Regions from separate parts of the Homo sapiens genome. Here region 2 is linked to region 1. Evidence: chromatin contacts called from ENCODE Hi-C or POLR2A ChIA-PET data. All regions are on one chromosome and are shown on one strand. Each heading gives the region's core, a stretch centred on a gene start or an enhancer-like site at or near the end of the contact. The rest is flanking DNA. Distances are from core to core; before and after follow the strand shown.

Region 1 (6,448 bases), core at 2,745-5,244:
AAAGTTTATGTGTCTGTCCCTTTGGCTTCCTGGTAGGTGGACAGTCTCTCTGAATCAATAGTGGCTCAGGCTTCTGATTTCAAACCTCTTTGGCCAGCCAACTGGTTTAGGAGAAACATGGCCAGGTCATTGAATTATAATTTCCTGAGTTATGTTGTGGTGGTCCCGTAGGACAGTAAACATAAGCCTCCTGGGAACTGAACTTTTAATTCAGGAGGACTGAAAACAAGCTCTTCTGAGCCAAGATTTGCAAGGACATGTTACAAAGATAGACTGGCCTTCCTGCTTCCACACCATTTTTTCCTCCATAAATACATGCTCCTTTTCCGTATTTTTCTTCTACCCTAGTCTGTTGTAGATTTTGACCTTGGCTGTTACTTTCCTACCAACACATTGCCTATTTTTAAGTTTCCTGGTTTGACCTGATGTTAAGATGGAAAGCAAAGCTAGCAAACTGATGGAGATAGGGCCTTCCAGCCTTTCTAACTTTCCCTGGGATCATCTTATGTTGATTTACATGTTCAAAAAATTTTTAAAAATAAATAAATTGTATCAGTTGATCCAGAAGTGATTAGACTCTAGGGGCCTGATTTATCTTAGCCAAACTTAAGAGATGAGCCAATACACCAAAATGCCAATATATTTGTTTGTTCTCTATGGCACTGTCAAGCAATTTCATTTCATCTGATTACTGTGTTCATTTTCCTGAAAGATAGTGAACCCAGAAAACAAGAATCAGAAGGTCATTTGACAACTGTGGAGTTGGAATAGAGGGAACTGAATGACCCTCTATTGGGTCATGAGGGAGAGCATCATCAAGCTTTGAGAAATTATTGCACCTGTCTCTGTGTTGGGACATTTTTTTGGTCCCAGGTAGTTGGAAGAGACAAAGCTGTAAATTATTTACTAGTTTTTCAACATTTCCTTATCACTTATCGTTAACTGATGGAACTAAGTTTTCTCTAAAGTCCCTTATGAATAAAATTGCTAGACATTGCAAAAATGCCCCTCTCAATATTGACATGCTTCAGTGGTGATTATCTTCCTGATTAATGTTTACAGTCAATCTCAAGCTCTATAATGGACTCTTAAAGGCTGTAGTAGTTTTCTATTGCTTCCATAACATATTACCACAAACTTAGTGGCTTAAACAATACCCATTTATTGTCCCACAGTTCCATATGTGAGAAGTCTGGGCACACCATGGCCCAACTGGGCTCTTGCTTAGAGTTTGCAAGGCAGAAATCAGTGTTGTTAGGGCCTCTAGGGATGAATTTTCCTCCAAGCTCATTCCAGTTGTTTTCATGAACTGAGTTCCTTGTCATTGTTGGACCATGTTCCCCATTTCCTTGCTGGCTGTCAGCTGGGAGCCAGTTTTTGCTCCTAGAGGCTATCTGCATTGCATCTCATGGTTTCTGTGTGCCCCCTTCCAGCAACAAGATTCTATGTACCCCCTTCCAGCAACAATATTCTATGTACCCTCTTCCAGCAACAGAAGATCAAGTCCTTTTCAAGTTTCTAGTCTCTCTGACTTCCCCTTCTGCCATATCTCATTCTGCTTTTACAGGCTCAGGTGATTACATCGGTTTGTGCAGATAATCCAAGATAATCTCCCTGTTTTAAAGCCAGTGGGTTAGCCATCTTAATTACATCTGCAAAATTCCTTCACAGCAGTACCTAGATTAGTGTTTGAATAACCCAGGATGGTAATCTTGCGGGGGATCTTTTAGCATTCCATCTACCCAGTCTCATCAGCAACACTTTGAAATATTGTCGTTGAGTGATCATTTCTGTGGCCGGCTGATTTCATCTATACAAGTGTATTCTTTTTATTTGCCATTTTATAGGATAATATTTTCTGATCTTAATTCCATATTTCAGTATTAAAATTACTTGACATAGATCCATAAATCATCATCTGTTGCAAAAAAGCACATTAATTGATTGGTTGAATGGGGAGATTGAGATATTTCTTTTCTCTTCTTCTGCTCAGGTGGGGGCAACTTTTGGGGGCAGATGAGTTCTGTTGCCACAAAAGTTATATAGCACATTTGGTTTGCACTGAATCAGCGATTCTCAATCCTGGCCATGCTTTAGAATTATACAAGAAAAATCTTCAAGTATCAATACTCAGTCCCTATCCTACTGATCCAATTCATCTATGATAAAGCCAGAGCATTGATTTTTAAGTTCTGCAAGTGATTCTAATATACAGCCAAGGCTAAGAACTACTGATATGTTCCAAACACTCTATTTTGGAGATAAAGAAGTTGAGGCTGAGGATGAGAACTTAGTCACATAAAGTTCCATAACTAGTAACAGACAGAAGTTCTGTCCTACAAAAAAAAAAAAATTTGATGCTTTAATTGTATGTAGAGTTCAGTGCTCAGTAATTATGTACAAAGTGAGTGTTGAGACGATCTGGAACACCCTACTTCTTGCTTTAGTAGGAAGACTATTTCTTTCTACTACTTTAAAAAATTATCAGATCTTGCAAAATAACTGTATGAAGGTCTCTTCTCAGCAGCTTTGGCCTGCCTTGTGAGTAATAATAAACACAGATCTATTCTACACTAACTAGGGAGCTGGCCGCTTGGACTTCTACTACCTCTCTGTGTTCCAGAGCTTCATGGTACAATGCAGTAGCCACTAGCCACATGTAGCTATTAAACACTTGAAATGGAACTAGTTTCAACTGAGATGTATGTGAGTGTAAAAGGCATACTAGAATCAAAGATCCAGTATGAGAAAAAAGGTGCAAAATATCTCATTAATACTTACATTGATTACATGATGAAATAATATTTGAATATATTGAGTTAAATAAGATACATTATTAAAATTAATATATCAATTTTTAACTTTTTTAATGCAGTTGCTAGAGAATTTACAACTATGTATGTGGTTGGCATTTGTGGCTCACATTATATTTCTGTTAGCACTTTTCTAGGGAGTATTTTCTATTAAAGCTATTAACAATGAATGGTCCAAGTCCAAGCTATTACACCTCCTTTGATCCTGAAGAGTGAAGGGGTACACTGTAAACTTCCTGGAGATGAGACATGATATTGATCTGCCCTGTGTTTGCCATCTATCTGGCAGCCAGTCAGTCTGGCCAAATAGACTTCTATTTTTACATAGAAGCTTAAAGGAGGCAGGATAATGCCCCATGTCATGGAGAGAGCACACTGCATAGCTCTTGAGTAATGTACCCAAAAGTAGACCAGGTGCTATTGGAGGTTCTAAGGCATAGCGATAAATATTACATCCCTTGAGCAATGTAATACAGCCCTTGAAGAAACTGCCATGTCAGCACTTATGAATTATCACTGTCTTTGACAGGCCCTATGCACTGAAAATATTATGGTGTCTACCTCTCTTTATAATTCACATCCAAATATTACTCTGTCTTTTTCTTGCTCCCTGTAGTTTGTTCTGATTCACTGCTACCCTGATTGTGTGTTTAGTTTGCCTAGTTCACAATTGAAGAAGCATGGGAAAGTAAAGGCAGGCCTTGGAAAGATCAAGCACAGTTCGAAACCCTACCCAGAATTATTCTGTCTGTGTGAGCTTGGGAGATTTACTTAACCTCTCTGAGCTCCTCTAAACTTCCATTTTCTCATTTGTGAAATGAGCCTTTCTCTTGCAAGGTCTGTCTGAGGGTTGAATGAAATAAGAAGGTACCTGGCACACTTATTTTTTGGGTAGATGTTGTAGTGAACATCTACTCTGTGGCAAGCCTATGGCTAATTGTTAGGATGTAATCGTGAGTGAGACACAGCTACTGCTTCCAGCTAAGAGAAGAGAAAGACAAGGAGCCTGGTAACGTCGGGACATGAATAGCCGTCAATGAAAGGCAGCTATTATTACACTGCACAGTGCAGGATTTGGCTTATAACAAAATTTTAGAAGGGTGTTCAGGTGAGGGAATTGAGACCCATAGTGATTAAATGACTACCTGAGTCACCAGCTCGGACAATGCTGGGCTGATGTCAGGTTACGGGATTGCTGACTCCTCCTCTAGTAATGCCTTTCCTGGGAGATCACATTGCCTCACTCTTGGTTTCCCAACTTGTTTACCTTCAAAGAATAACTTTACCATGTTGGACTCGATAAAAGGAAAGAGGGGTTTCCTCCAATTTTTGCTCCATTTGTTATTAGGGCATGCTAGTAACTAACTGTCTTTGAAAACCTACGCTTCTGTTAACTCCAAAGAAGGCAGGAATACATGCACTTCTTTAAGATATAAAAAGTATTTAGTATACTATAAATTATTATAGTAATCATTGTTAGATTATATCTCACCAAGATAATGAATGTTTTTGTTTGAAGACTTCACTGTATGAGAAATTGTCTCCTATACCTTATTTATCTCCTTTTAGATTAGGTAAAACAAAATTTTCAAATTTGAGTCTGAAGAAAATTCCAACATCTTTAAATTTGTTTAAGGAACATTTTCCATGATCTATATGATCTATCATAGTAATTTAAAAAATCAGATTTTAGAATGAGCCACGTGTAGAAAGAGAAAAAAAGTAGAAAGTCAATAAGAGGTTTCATTTTTCAAATTTTGTTTTGGAAAAAACTACTTGGTAGGGACAATGGTGTAAAGTAAGATATAAGAAGGAATATACTGTTCAAATAAGCGGCCATGCAATTGATTTTCTCTTTCATGTAACAATCACATCTGCATTGTGAATCCGTTAGTGCACCAAGTGAATCAAGCTTAGTGAGTTGACAAACATCCACAGGGATAGTTGCGGGGAGGCATTATAAAGTGCAATGTGGTCCTAGTGAAACAGAATGCTTCGTTCTTTGAGAAAGTTCCACTCTGAATAGAATAACGGTGCATACCAATATCGGAGTATGGCCAAGCATTTGGCTACTGACATGCCCCTTCTTCTTTCACTCCTCCATAAAGGAAGAGACAGAGACTCAGGTTCTTGTAACTCAGTTGCCTTTTTTGAGTTCTCCCAAGAAAAGTTCTAACTTCAAGCCAAGCGTCTTGTCACTGGGATTTCTGTATCTAATTTTTAGTTCTAGAAATCCATGATTTCACAAAACAAATTATCCAAACCTAACGACAACCACATAGAACTTTCTTAAAGTAGACGAGGGAGGAATTAGCCCCTAAAGTATTTCCTGCACAATTGGAACTCACTATAGAAGATGTACAATTGCCTGTACACCCAAGCACAAATAGGCTGTATTATTGCCTTATCCTAGGAGATATACACTTTACATTATGATGGTCCTTCCCTTTCCTGGACCTTCATATGATGTAAGTGCTTGATTTAGGAATAGGGTCTTACATATTGTGGCTGGCGAAGAGCACATTTGCTGATTGCTCTACCACATGCCTAGATGTCCTCTTCATGATATATAAATGAGGGTCCCTACTCTCAATATACCCCATAGGAACATAATAAAACATAAATAGTCTATTTGTTACTACTACCAAGAAGACTTCAGTAAGTGTAATAACTAACCCTTTTGGATACATGCAGAGGGAATGCCAAATGCTTTAAATAAATTATCTCATCTAATCCTGATTTTTTTATTAAAAAGGGAAAATCTTATCATATGAATATTAGAGATGAGTAAACTGAGGTTTGGTAGAGCTGGGATTTGAACCTAGCCCTCTGTGACTCCAAAGCACATTCACTTAACCCCAAGCCCACCCTCTCTGTAAATGAAGATTAATGATAGCATCTGTGGTAGAAGCTAATGTCTCCTGACCTGGGAAAATATCTTTCAATGATTATTAACTAAATGTGATCAGCTGCCAGTGGATCAGATGTCATCAAATAAAATCGAGTGTCCAGGGTTTACTCAACAGTACTGTCTCTTACATTTTTTATCAATGTTAGTAGATTGCTTAATCTTTGTACCTGTTACCTCACATGAAGCCTAGATAGCATCAGTCCCTTCCCCAGCCAGTTTGTGCTGGGTTCAGCTTCTGGCTTGTGAATCCAGTCAGTGAATTAATGTTGGTAGCTTAAAAACAGCCCTGAGAGAGGTATTTACATCACAGAAATTGGCAAATGATACAAATCATGACCCTTTTTTTAAATTCCAGGGAGACAGGTGTTAAACATTTACCAGTACACCACTGTCTATGATTCAAATCGGGACATAATAATTGTATTTCTGAAGGTAAACAAATGCACACTGAGTACCCTTGGAAAAAAGCAACCTTCCACAGATACAATCACACCTAAGTCACCTAAGTCTTTAGTGAATTTTTTGTCCCCATCATTCTGCATTTGGGAGGACCTTTTACAACATAACCATAATGATTTTATATGTCATTTGAAATTTTAAAAAATTACTTTATTTGTTCATTTTTGTTATGAAAGCAAATATGCCCATAGTAAGCATTTAATGTTTTTGAATGTAAGTGCAGACATATAAACCATAAAATGTATATACGAATGCTACCAGTAGA
Region 2 (6,448 bases), core at 2,011-4,510, 40 kb before region 1:
AGATGTGATGCTTTGACACAAAGAAATCTACCTCTTTGGTGAAATTTCAATTGTGTAGGAGCAGTTATTTGGGAGAAAAGTGCCCTCTCACCTTCTTAAATCATCTCCTAGGGCTATAATAGGAAATACGCAGCTTTTGCTGAGAACCCAAATGACATTGTGGATTATCCAGCTCTAGTCTTCTCTCTCCCATATAGAGGCCGGTTATCTTTGTCACTTCACAGCTCATTAGCAGCCCCACTCAGGGCCATGGAGAGGAAATAGATGAGATGAAGCTTAAATATGTCACATTGGTTATTTCTTAGCAGCTCTGATAAAAGGCTTAGCAGGGGCCAGGCGCGGTACTGTACGTCTGTAATCCCAGCACTTTGGGAGGCCGAGGTGGGCCGATCACCTGAGGAGTTCCAGCCCAGCCTGACCAACATGGAGAAACCTTGTCGCTACTGAAAATACAAAATTAGCCAGGCGTGGTGGTGCATGCCTGTAATCCCAGCTACTCGGGATGCTGAGGCAGGAGAATCGCTTGAACTCGGGAGGCGGAGGTTGTGGTGAGCCAAGATCGCGCCATTGCACTCCAGTCTGGGCAACAAAAGCAAAACTCCGTCTCAAAAAAAAAAAGCTTCAGCAGGGTGAGGTTAAAACTCAAATAAAGAGGTCTGAGGATTATCTGTGATGTTAGCTCATGTGTGTTACCTTCCTGTCTTCCCTTCTTTGTTCTTATTTCTAGGGATTAGTTGACTGCAAACATTAATGGGTTAAATATAAAAATGACTGCAAACATTAATGGGTTAAATATAAAAAATCTTTTCTATCCTGAAGGTCTTTGAAAAAATGATTTTATTACTTACTGGAAAAGAAAAATAAAACAAAGCTTGCTTCACCCAGAATTTATTTTTTCTTCTAGTTAAAATGAGCAACTTCTTTAACCAGAACTGACCTTGAAGACAAATGGCTAAAATAAAACATTTGCTGAATTCACTGGGCGCATCTTACAAGTAATTTTTGGATTCTGCATTGACTACCTACAAGTGCCTTCTGGGTGCAAGTCCACAGGCAAGATTTGTTCTGCAAATCTTCCATGACCAAGGTCACCTCTTTGGATTGGCAGACCCAGGGAGTCCATATTGGGAAGATAAATTCACACTTCACCCCTTGTTGAGATCTCCAGCCTTGCTCCTCTGATAACCAGGTCTCTCTTCTGTCCTATTATAATTTATGACCTTTGAAAAGTTACTTATATCTGGGGCTATTCAAACTCCCAGCTATCTATGACCATATGCATAAATGGTTCTAGATTTAAAAAAAAAAAGAAGCTATTCAGAGATATTGGGATACCCTATAACCAATATAAATGGGTAATTCAGCAGAACCAGATGCTGGGGTTGAGAAATAGATGTGGACAATTGGGGCAGGGCCTAAGAAAGATCGGAGGCAAAGACAGTGACTAGATGGGGAGCTCTGATAAGGTAATGCCCAGGCCTGTGCTTGGAATTCTGCCACAGTGGGGACATTAGTGGGGGTCTGTAGTCATTGCAGGGTGAGAGGAGGATAGAAAGAAAAGATTGTGTGAAGGTCAGTGGAAGGTCCCCCATTTCATTGCTAAGAGAACTATGTATGCACGTTTTCCTGTGTTTAGTCTCACACATAATTGTACCTTTAAGAACTGATCACACACTGCATTTCCCTGGCAGTTTTTGGCATCTCAGATGAGGAAGAGTGATGGGCGACAGGTGATGGTGACAACTATTAATAAGATCTGAAAGTAAACAGTCTCATGAAAGGTGGCCAGGAGAGGGCAGTCACCTTTTATCAGGAGCACAGACTGAATTTGCAAAGGGTACTTAAGCTACAAGACTATAAAGCATGATGCAGGCTTAACCAAAATGCAGTGTCTTGAGCATAGTAGACTCTTAGTGTATGTTTGCTAAATATACCTTAGCTGCTGCTGTTCCCCAGAGCTCATCAGAGTTCCATAGAAACCTGGTCCCTTCCAGAAAACCAAAGAATGACTAAAGAAAAGTGATTGCAAATCCAGAAAGCAGCTTTGCCTTACTGGTTGGTAACAGCAGGATTTTCTTTTCCTTGTAGTTTATTTTGGCTTAGGCTAGTGTCTCTTTCATGAAGACAGCTACTATTTACAATTGTTGTTAACATGTTTTTCCTTTTTCATCTCCCAATATACTCTCTTCCTGTCGTTAAACACAGTCAATTTACCAATGGAATCTGCTTTATAAGCTCCTGCATTTTCTTTTTCCACAGATGGGATTAATGCCATTATGTTCTATGTCATCCACATAGTCTTGGCTTCTAGGCACCAAGGTGTTGTTCTAGAGGAAAGAAGAGTAATGGTCGACACAGGCAGGCTGAGGGCTAACCTAATGATTTCATGCATTTAGTGGTAATTCTTAATTAAGATCCCAATTTTATTCTGTTGGATTTAGTCTATAACCCGCTGAAAATCATTCTTGAATTAACACTGGGTGGATATAAAAGCAGAAAGCCAAGGACTTTGCACTGTTCTCAGCTGTAGCTGTTTATTTAGCTGGAGAAAATTTAGTGGGTGGTCCAACCTTCATAACCAGGAAGAATAAAATAGAGGTGTAAAGGCCTTGGTGGAAGGAGGGCAGTAGCAACCTTTCCATTTCTTCAGTTTTATCGCAGCCTATGAAATTAGTTCCTTAGGTATGTTGATCTTGTAGGAGCTAGTATTTTAACATTTGCTCCATCAAGTTGTTTGGTTTAAATCTAAGAATAAGCCCACTGAAAACTATTCCTAATTTGTGAAACGAATAACAATAATAGATGTTAATAGAAACAAAGACTTCATTTGGTTAGTTTTTAGAGGGGGCACAGAGAATGTAGTAACATAATAAGTTAGATTTTTGTTGTTTTCTTTTTCTTAGTTCTTTGTAGTCTTTATAATCTCTAATTGGCATTTGCTCCTGACTTTTCTCAGTGTACTTCCACATGGAAGAGACAAAAGTCTCAAAGCTGGTGTAGAAAAACCCTTAATAAATTGCCCATTAATTAGCCACCTTGATTTCCACCTTTAAAGCAGTTAATTGAAGTAAGAATTTGTTAGATTTTTCTCAAGCATAGCAGAAATTAAGATTAATTTCTTAGGTGTCATTGCTACTTGCCTACTTAAACCACCAGTTCATCTTTATCATAAATACTTAAGCCAAAAGTCACATTAGAGGCAATATGGCACAGTGATTGTGGACCCCGGAGTCAGGTGAGCTGGTTGAAATCCTGGCTTGGCTACTTCCCAGCTATGTGATCCTGGGCTTCAGGGTTCCCTTTTGCAACATGACATGATTGCTGAGCTGCTTCTTAGGGTTGTGTGTGGCTCCGGTAAGATAATACAGGAAAAGAGCTGAAAGCAGTATCTGACCCTGGAGAGAAAGTAGGGAAGAGACAATAGAGGAAAGAGGACAAGGAAGTGGGAGATGAAGAGAAAGTTCAAGAAGGAAAGTGGAAGAATCTCAAATAGAAAGTTAATTTTCAGTTTTTCCTGAGAAGAGATATATAGACATCTTCATGTGGCTTTGGAGAGCCTTGGAGCCCATCAGCAAGACGGTTGGAAATTATACTGAAACAGAAGTGTAGACCTATGTGACTTATGTCCTGGCCAGTTGCCTCATGTCCTCTGTGGTCAGGTTGATCTCTACTGGCACTGTCAAAAGATTTTTTATGGACAGCTGGTTGGGGTAAACTTTGAAACCTGATTGTTTGCACTTGAGTGCCAGAGTGTGTAATTATTTACCGGTGTTCACTAAGGATGTCAGTGTAGATTTTTAGGGGGAGAAAAAACTTAAATTTAAAATTTGGAGGCATCTTTTTCAGTCTGCCTGCCCTGGTGTTTGTTATAACACTTAGTTTGGCATGTAACAGCTGAAGCTACTGGTTAAATCATTAAGCATTTATTATTTTAAAACTCCTCTTCTCAAAGCAAAAAATAACTATCATGTTGAAGTTCTTTCCTCTAAGAATGACATTTACTGTGAGTTTTATACCAATGGACTAATTGGAGGGTTGAGAAAATAAATTTTGGAAAGACAACAATAACTTCAGAATTTTCCTTGGATGGAGGTTTCCTTTTTAAAACCTGAACTGAGCTTTATCAAAACAGTAACTGAACTTTGAAACGAAACAAGAGTGCTGAATTGAAAGCTCCAGGAAGGCAGGGATGTGTCTGTGTTGTTTATGACTATAACCTCTGGGCCTAAATCAGTACCTATCCCATGGTAGGCACTCGGTAAATACTGAAGGAATGAGTACAGTATGAAAATTAGCATGGCTGATCCTTGGAAAAAATATAAGTCAAAAGGGAATAGCATGCATGTGTAACTAAAACATCAGTCCACATGCTTGAAATGTCATCACTTTTTTATGGTCAGGACCTGTTTTTTTCTGCTCCAATTAAAGAAGAAAATTGTAATGTGAAAGAAGCAAGAAGTGAAGTATTTGGTATTCATGTGTTTTGACATCTGCAGTAAGTTTAAAATAAATTTCTAAATCTTATTGTATTGAAATTGTATGAGTTTCTTAAGTGGTATTATTCATTCAGACTTAAAGTGAAGTTAGGTTGCTGTCACTCATAGTGGACTTTTTTTTTTTTGGCATTATTAAAACAACATGTCTTCTGGGTGTTGTCTTGTATTACAAAAGCTTGCGTGTTTTCTCTTGATGCTGTGCCCTGTCTGTTGCCATTGAGGGGTCTAAGGACCAAATGAGGTCTTGTTTCCTTCCTGATATTCTTTTGACCAGTTTAGAATATGCCAGGTCCATTCACACAACTAAGCGGCTCAGTTCTCTCAGTTCCCTGGTCTTCTCATATTAGATTGTTATCTATGAGCTTGAAGTTTAGACATGAAAAAGAATGGTTGTAATCCTCTTCCTTCTCTCACCCTCTTCCCTTTTTTTCTTAAGTTAGCCTTTTGAATTCATGATTCTAATAATTAATATATATTATTATATAATATAGTATATATTCATAATAATGATTAATGATAGTATTAATAATTCTGTGTGTGTGTGGGCAGCTACTCATACAGAGGAAAACAGATTGATTAGTGGAAATTACATTAATTTCATAACTTCTTATTAAAAGAGTTTGTGTGTGTGTTGTTGGTTGTTTGTTCCCTTTGCAACTCAACATGGTCTTCTTGAGGTGTAGGGAAAACATATGCTTAGGAAACAGAGCCTTCTTTTCTCCTTTTGGTATGGAAGACATATGCAAAAAGAATGAAGGAACTAATTGTCTCTAGCCAGGGCTCTGCAAAAATAGTACTGGTAGAGAAAAAGCTCTAAAAGAAGTAAAAGTTTATAGTGCTTTCTCCTGGCAGAGTTAACCTCATCTTCATCAGCTTTTCCCCTGCCTCAGAGAGGCAGTTTTGGAATGACCAAAGCAGAGTGCCCAACCTCTCTGTTCAGAGTTAGCGAGCATTTGGATCACTCTCTCTCTCTGCCTCAGTATGAGTGGAATATTGCATGACCATTTCTGATTTCTGCCATGAGCGCACTCGGCCTAGATGAATAAATCCTCCTTGAAGAAGGCGGGGCATTTTGGCATTCACAAGAAACCATGTTGATATCTGATCCTCCCACTGGAGAAATGTGGCAAAGTGAGAAAGACTCACTCTTTGGGACTCCAAAAATGTAAACACAAGTAAGCATGCAAGCTGAAGAAGTCACTTGAAATAGAAAAAAAAAGTGTTAAACTCTCTGTTAGTCATGTGACTTTTTCTTGGTATTCGAGAGCCAGGAGGCTCTTGTGGTCTAATCTGGAAAGAGTCGCTAATCGCTGTGTCACCTTGGCAAATTGGTTGATCTCCCTGTGCTGGAGTGTTTAGTCCAGCTGCTGGATGGGATGAAAGCAAGACCTCACTGAAACCAGATGCTGTCTCTCTGAAAAGATTTCAGCAATAAATAATATCGTATATACTTTGTTCCTGGCAGCAAATACTGAACTGCTATAACCCTCTGTTTTCACTTGCTTCTAAATTTCTGGAAATATCTCCTTTGGGCTTGAATTTTTCCATGCTTGTCTTCAGCCCAAAACTTTTTGGAAAGTTTGACCAAAATTTCACTTAGCTGTTTTTCCTGAATTATGGGAGAATAAGGGCAATGCATTGTTTTTCAGCTCATAAATTCTCATTTTTCCCATTATTCCTCAGAAAAATAGCTGCTACATTTAAAGTGTTTAGAACTAGTAAAAGAATCTTGGTATGGTAAAGAATACTGGCAGAAGACAAATTTAAGTCTCTCAGTATTTCCTTCTAACTTTAAACATGACTGCACACAATCAGGGCACACATAAAAAGCTCTGATGTAGTTTTATAGATGGCCAAAGAGAAGATTCTGCAAATTCTCTCAGTAACTCATCCCAAGTTACCAAGAGGCAACTTTAGCTACCATCAGTTGTTACCTTTCTCAACCACTTGCT

Evidence for each region. Hi-C counts contacts between places; a loop is a spot of excess contacts on that map. ChIA-PET counts read pairs that join two places held with the same protein, here RNA polymerase II (POLR2A). Pooled maps may share reads with other maps.
Region 2: a map of right lobe of liver shows a loop between it and region 1 (8-fold over the local background). The contact joins two enhancer-like sites. A Hi-C loop is called at or near these places in 5 of 168 maps with a recorded cell type or tissue (ascending aorta, gastrocnemius medialis, ovary and 2 more) and 3 of 50 pooled maps. POLR2A ChIA-PET finds 5 or more read pairs at or near these places in 1 of 52 experiments (activated CD4-positive, alpha-beta T cell).

What each region holds. Positions count from the first base shown.
Region 1 is chr5:42,552,002-42,558,449 of GRCh38, forward strand. The region is part of intron 1 of GHR (growth hormone receptor); the gene reads left to right. Among named protein-coding and RNA genes, the nearest start is that of GHR, 130 kb to the left of the region's middle. Within about 2 kb of position 3,995, at least 2 of the 41 ENCODE cell types and tissues checked have a DNase peak (open chromatin) inside an H3K27ac peak, as active enhancers do; they include gastrocnemius medialis and right lobe of liver, where a contact is called at or near this core.
Region 2 is chr5:42,513,176-42,519,623 of GRCh38, forward strand. All of the region lies in intron 1 of GHR (growth hormone receptor), which reads left to right. Among named protein-coding and RNA genes, the nearest start is that of GHR, 93 kb to the left of the region's middle. Within about 2 kb of position 3,261, at least 3 of the 41 ENCODE cell types and tissues checked have a DNase peak (open chromatin) inside an H3K27ac peak, as active enhancers do; they include gastrocnemius medialis and right lobe of liver, where a contact is called at or near this core.